Regions from separate parts of the Homo sapiens genome. Here region 2 is linked to region 1. A link is a contact called in ENCODE Hi-C or POLR2A ChIA-PET data. All regions are on one chromosome and are shown on one strand. The core of a region is the stretch at or near the end of the contact, and the rest is flanking DNA. Distances in the headings are between cores, read along the strand shown. Region 1 overlaps ARHGEF10L (Rho guanine nucleotide exchange factor 10 like). Region 2 has its middle 47 kb from the start of PAX7.

Region 1 (2,882 bases), core at 99-2,598:
CACCTAAGTCATGCTGTACAGCCTGTTGCTCCTAGGCCTCATACCCGTACAGCATGAGACGGTACTGAACACTGCAGGCGACTGTAACACAATGGTATTTGTGAATCTGAACATATCTAAACATAGAAAAGGTACAGTAAAATACTGTATTGTAATCGTATAGGACCATCATAATATGTGTGGTCTGTTGTTGACTGAAAGTCACTATGCAGCACGTGACTATGTTAATATAACTGACCAGTTTCCCACCCTCTCACAGGCATGCACAGGCATCAGCTCACGCTTCTCAGGGGCCCTCCCGCTAAATGCCCTCCAGAGAGCCTGGCCCACCCCGCTCTCACTCCCCTCTCTCGCTCCCCTCCTGGGTTCCTTCCTGGGCTCCTCGGATCAGTGGCAGGTGTGTCTGCCTCACAGCTGGGCACGTGTATGCGGCTGACCCGCATCCTCTCCTGTGGGTGAGACTCCCTCATTGGGGCACCTGCTCTGCAGGACCTGTGCTGTCACTGGGCTGGTGTCACCACCCACTCTATGAAGCTCGCTTCTCTCCCCAGGTACCTGGGAGGAGCCAAGATCCCGGTCTTCACCTGTGGTCAGCAGCCCCAATCAGGGCCCACTAGTCATGTAAACACCATGGACCAAGGGTCCCAGGGGTAACTGGAGCCCTGGAAGGCTCAGGGTCAGGCAGAAGGGAAGAGCTGGCGTGGGAAAAAAGGGGAGATTTTGGGGAGAAAGAAAGCAAAGGAGAGAGAGAAGCCAAGTCAATGCCTGTACTTGCACTGCAGGACAATACAGAGAGGATAAGACACTGGCCCTGCTCACAGATATTTTGCCATCTGGAGGGAGGATGGTGCGGACATACGCACCCACAAGACCCAATGGAACACGGGGCTGATGGGGCAGAGGACGGCAGACCAGGTGGGGGCTTCAGAATCAGAGGCACCCTGAGATCCTGGCTCCACCAACGAGTGTGTGGTCCCAGTCACCCTGAGCAAGTCCTGTGACCACAATGACACAACAACTGACACGTGGTGCTTCCTCCCACCAGGCACAGCCCTGGGACCTGCATGTACACGGAGCTGCTTAGTCCTGGGGCAGGTTCTATAATTATCCCCCATTTTACAGGAAGGAAACTGAGGCCATCAGTGGGAAGGCCAGCCAACCCAGCCCCTGAGCCCACACTGACCACCATCCAAGCCCACTCAGACAAGGCATGCAGGGGCAGCCGGGAATGCCTCCTGCAGAGGTTGCCTCCTGTGGACCTTCCCTGCTACCCCGCTGCCAGGCTCACAGAGGACCATTGCGTAGCGGCCACTCTGCCTGAGTGTGCATTAGGCACTAGCCTACACCCTCTGCACATGTGACCTCATTCATTCTTCCCAACCACCCAGGGAGGGAGCCTCCCTAATTACACCCAGGGCCTGACCTCCACTGCATTAAGCCCTCAGCCTAGCAGCTGACATTCAGCGGATCCATGTCCATGGCTCTATTTGTTCCTTGCCAAGTTCCAAAAGGACTGGGCAGCTGCCCCTTGGGCATCTGCCCTCCCCCTCTCCCTGCTGCCGGGCTCAGAGGGGAGGGGGATGTGGAAGAGACACACAGAGTGGAGGGGAGGCGAGGATCGGGGGCTGGCTGCTACCAGCTAAGACTGGGGGGTGGCTCACAAGGACAGGACTGCCCCTGCCGTGCCAGCTCCCCTTCCTCACCTCCCGTCCCATATGTCCTCTCCACGATGTCTGTTCATCCGCCTTCCCTGTACCGGTTCCCTTTTTCCTCCAGGTTCCCTCCTGCTCCAGGTCAGGCTTCACCAAGCCTGTTCCCTGAGCCATCAGCGACCAACTTCTTTTTAAAATCATGAAATCTTTTCATCACCTAAATCTTCTGGTTGGGGGGAATCCAAGTGCTAGACACAGGAAAGATCTGAGCTCCTCCAGGTGAGGAGAGAGGGGCCTGGAGGCCTGACCCTCAGCCATCTACTGCCCCACAAGACATGCCTTGAGATGCTCTTCACCCCCTCCAGGCCCGAGTTTGCAACCAGCCAACTTATTTCTGACCCTCCACATAAGAAGGCCCTATGGGGTCCCAAACCCACCCCTACCTCCCATGCCTCACAAACTTCCTGAAAGGGAGTCCTTCTGAACATCTAACTTCAAGCCTTCCTGATGCTGGAAAACACTCATCTTCCTTGTGAACTTGTTCTTGTCGGAGCCTCCTGGGAAGTCTCCACAATCTTTAGAAAATCCATTTCTCAAGTTTTGCTTGCCAACTTTTAATTTAAAAAACATAACAGGGTGACAACCACAATGACACACACATTAACAAAAAAAATTAAGACAAACTGCCGAGCAGAGCCGACTCCATGCAGTGATAGGACGCGAGACCCTGCATGCTCTGGCAGTGGCCCAGACACCAGGCGCTCCTCCTCGGCAGCTCCTGGGCGCTGGGAGGGCCTGGTGCATCTTTTCACCCTCACGCCAATTTGCATACCATTACCCAAGAAGCCCTGCGCCTGAATTTCTCTTTTGCAAATTCCCACCCGTTTCATGTCATAAATAAGATAGGAGACAGAAAACTAATACAGCCCAGTGATGCATTATTCATGCCGCATCACACTCGTATGATAGATTTACAACAGCTAATACATGCAAACTAAGTTTAGGCACTAAACATGAAAATTAAGGGTGGGGAAGGCGGCTGGGGCGGGGGGTGGGCAGGGGAAATCAAGGGGCTGTTGGTGTTCAGGAGCCCAGAGAAGTTTCTTCTCTGTCCTGCTTAGGGACAAAAAGCATGAGAGCCGGTATGAGAGGCCAGTGCAGAGGTACCGGCAGGAGGCATCAGATGCAGAGCAGATTGCTGACCGCACGCGCTTCAGGAAGCACCTTCAT
Region 2 (3,109 bases), core at 429-2,928, 910 kb before region 1:
TGCCCGCCTCGGCCTCCCAAAGTGCTGGGATTACAGGCGTGAGCCACTGCGCCCAGCCTCACCACACTCTTCTGAAGTGGTTGTACCATTTTTCATTCCCAGAAGAAGAGTCCTGTTTCCGTGCCAACACTTGGCATCTCACTGTGTTTGTGACTGGCATTTCTCTAATGACTAATGAGGTTGAGCATCTTTTCATGTGCTTACTTGCCATCCACATATTCTCCTTGGCGCAGCATCTGTTAAACCTTTTGCCTGTTACAGATGGAATGTCAGGCTATTTTTAGGTTCCAGCAGATGGTGCTGCAGGATCTAAGACTTCCTTCCGCGTTGATGCTGCCATTTCTCTCCCTATGGCAACAACCTTTCCACATTGCTCTTGCCACACCCCCTACCCCCAGTGGATCAGTCAGATCTACAGAAGGTTGATCTCAGTGCCTTCTGAAGATCCCTCCTAGCCTTCCATTCCAGGGCGCTATAACCTCAGCTCCCATTCTGGCCCTGACTCTCACTGTGTGATGCTGAGCAAGTTGTGTCACCCCTCTCTGAGCCTTAGCTGCTATTTGTAATACAGAGATATTGGATTGGGCCATGACTTAGGACCTTCCCAGCTTCGCCACTTACCAGCTGTGTGACCTTGGGCAAGTTACTTAACCTCTCTGTGCTTCAGTGCCCTCATTTGGACATGGGGATGATAACATGGTAGCAGCTGGCACATAGGGTTGCTGTGAAGACCTGATGAAATGATACAGGTGGAGCCCTTAGAACAGAGCCGGCACATAGTATATACTCAGTAAAACCTCGGCTCTTCTTGGACAGTCTAAGATCTATCTCTCAACTGCTCAACTACCCACCTTTGTACAAGCTGCAGTTTGTTCCGTTTTGAACTTTTGCACGGGCTTTCCTTCCTCAAATTGCTCACTCTCATACTTTCAGTCTGTCCATAATTTTCTTTGCTTTAAATGTACTGTAATGTTTGCCTCCTCCATGCAGCCAGTCATGATAAACTCCAAACCCTTGTCAAACCCTTCCTGCACATGGGCCAGACTTCATTTTCTGGGCATTGATTTGCCTTTGTCTCTTTGTGGCTTTGTTTTAATGCTGTTTTCATCTTGGTGTCACTCTTCCTTCTGAGACTGAAGCCTCCAAAAGCAGAAGCTTGGCTTCCCCCATTTGACCTGGGGATCCCTGAAGGCAGAGGCTGGGTCTCTTCCATCAGACTGGAGGCTCTTGAAGGGAAGGGGCCAGGCCAGCGTATCGCATCAAAGATTGGCCCAGAGGCTTGCAAACCCTGCTCCTGACAGCATGTGCAGAGCTTGTGCTGTACCATCACCCTGGACCCCAGGGGAGACCTGGCCAGAACCACACCCACACCCTGGCTCCGCCCCTCTCTGCAGGCCAGCTTTTGGCCAGAGTGGGTCAGCCCAGGGCTCCCAAGGCTCCCAGAGGAGCCTGGGCCATGGCTGGGAGTGGAGGCGGCTTTGACAGAGGGCCATGGAGCCAGCTATTAAATGTTTTCTGATGCCAGGAACAAATCTGTGTATTGACCTGAGGCCAGAAGAATGATGTCACTCTGAAAGAGCAATGGCTCCCCGGAGAGTGTCTAAATGGGTCAATGCATCTCTGTAAAGGCGGCTAAGTGGGTGGCCTGGGTTGCAGGGATGGGTTGAGCCAGAACCCCAGGGACCCAGCTCAGCTCACCATGGGCTGGGCAGTGCCAGGCAGGCAGCGCCTGGGCCCCTACTTCTTTGGACAGAAAAGTCTCACACCCACAGACAGCGGGAGTAGACTAAAATGGACAGCCTTGGAATCCCGTGACTGAGGCCAGATGTGGATTCACATTCCAGGGACAACCTTGGGACAGTCAGATTGGGAGCATTGTTACTGGAAAGCACATTGGAGATAGTTCCAGGCTGCTTTGCTACTTACCAGCATTGTGGCTTTGGACAAATTGCTAAACCTCTCAGAGCTTGTTTCCACATCTGTAAAGTGGGGATAACTCCAGTGTCTACTTTAAAGCGTGGATATGAGGAGCAATACATGTTAGCTATTAATACCATTATTGTGCAGCATTCTTATTTTACAGACGAGGAGACCAAGATTCAGAGAGGTGCAGTGACCTGCCCAAAGTTGCCCAGCAAGCTAGTGCTAAGACAGGCTGTGCTCCCAGATCTCCCGGTTCTAAGTCCATGGAGATGAGAGTTGGGACTCTGCTGAGAGATGGCTGAATGTAGCAGGAGAGCACAGCCACCGGGCCTGGGTGCAAATCCTGGCTCTGCCAAGCTGTGTGACTTTGGAAAAATAACTGGAAATCCCCCAAATTCGATTTTCTTGATATAAAAATGGGGTTCTTGATGGCAAAACCGCAAAGTTACAAGAGTAAAAAGGAAATAGACCCAAAGAACCTGGTCGTGCTGGGGATATGGGTGGGTGGGTTAGGCTGGAGCTGAGGCAAGGAAGGCAAAGGAAGGAGGCCACACAGGCAGAATGCCCACACTGGCCACAGGCAGGAAGCCAAGTTCGAAGGCCAGGAACTCATGGGAAGGGCTCCCTTCTGCCCTGGGGTTCTCGGAAATGCTGGTTCTTCAGCCCAGAACACTTTCCTTCCCTCTTCACCTAGTTAATGTTTTGCTCTTCCTTCAGCTCTCAGCTCAAGCACCACCTCCTTCAGGAAGCCCTCCCTGACTTCCCCATCCAGGTCAAGTCCCCTTATCGTGGGCTCATCCAGTGGTCTTTACTTCCTAATAGGAAATCAGCTTTATAATTCAATAGCATTGATGAGTCATCATTGTATATTTATTTTTGTGATTCTTTGATTAATATCTGGCACCACTACTGGGCTGCAAGTTGGGTGAGGACAGGGGTGGCGTCTGCCTCTCTCTTTCCATAAAGAAGGCTCTCAGCCTCTGTAAACTCACCCAAGGAAGAGGGAACACACTCATGAATGAGCTTGTTGCCTAAAGTGTAGTGGAGAAGCGATTTTACGTGGCACATGAATACAATTTTTGAAGGTATATACTTAGTGTTTATTGGTAGCAGGACAAAATGCGACCAGCACATCATACTTGGGATTTTGCAGACATTATTGCCCAGGATGAGGCTAGCTAAAACA

The links. Hi-C counts contacts between places; a loop is a spot of excess contacts on that map. ChIA-PET counts read pairs that join two places held with the same protein, here RNA polymerase II (POLR2A). Pooled maps may share reads with other maps.
Region 2: a loop to region 1 is called in a map of heart right ventricle, with 9 times the contacts of the local background. The contact joins two enhancer-like sites. A Hi-C loop is called at or near these places in 26 of 168 maps with a recorded cell type or tissue (A673, CD4-positive, alpha-beta T cell, CD8-positive, alpha-beta T cell and 17 more), 11 of 37 single-sample maps with no recorded cell type and 27 of 50 pooled maps. POLR2A ChIA-PET finds 5 or more read pairs at or near these places in 1 of 52 experiments (MCF 10A).

The regions. Positions count from the first base shown.
Region 1 is chr1:17,672,013-17,674,894 of GRCh38, reverse strand. All of the region lies in intron 26 of ARHGEF10L (Rho guanine nucleotide exchange factor 10 like), which reads right to left. Among named protein-coding and RNA genes, the nearest start is that of LINC02810, 44 kb to the left of the region's middle. Within about 2 kb of position 1,348, at least 5 of the 41 ENCODE cell types and tissues checked have a DNase peak (open chromatin) inside an H3K27ac peak, as active enhancers do.
Region 2 is chr1:18,582,125-18,585,233 of GRCh38, reverse strand. No RefSeq gene overlaps it. Among named protein-coding and RNA genes, the nearest start is that of PAX7, 47 kb to the left of the region's middle. Within about 2 kb of position 1,678, at least 3 of the 41 ENCODE cell types and tissues checked have a DNase peak (open chromatin) inside an H3K27ac peak, as active enhancers do.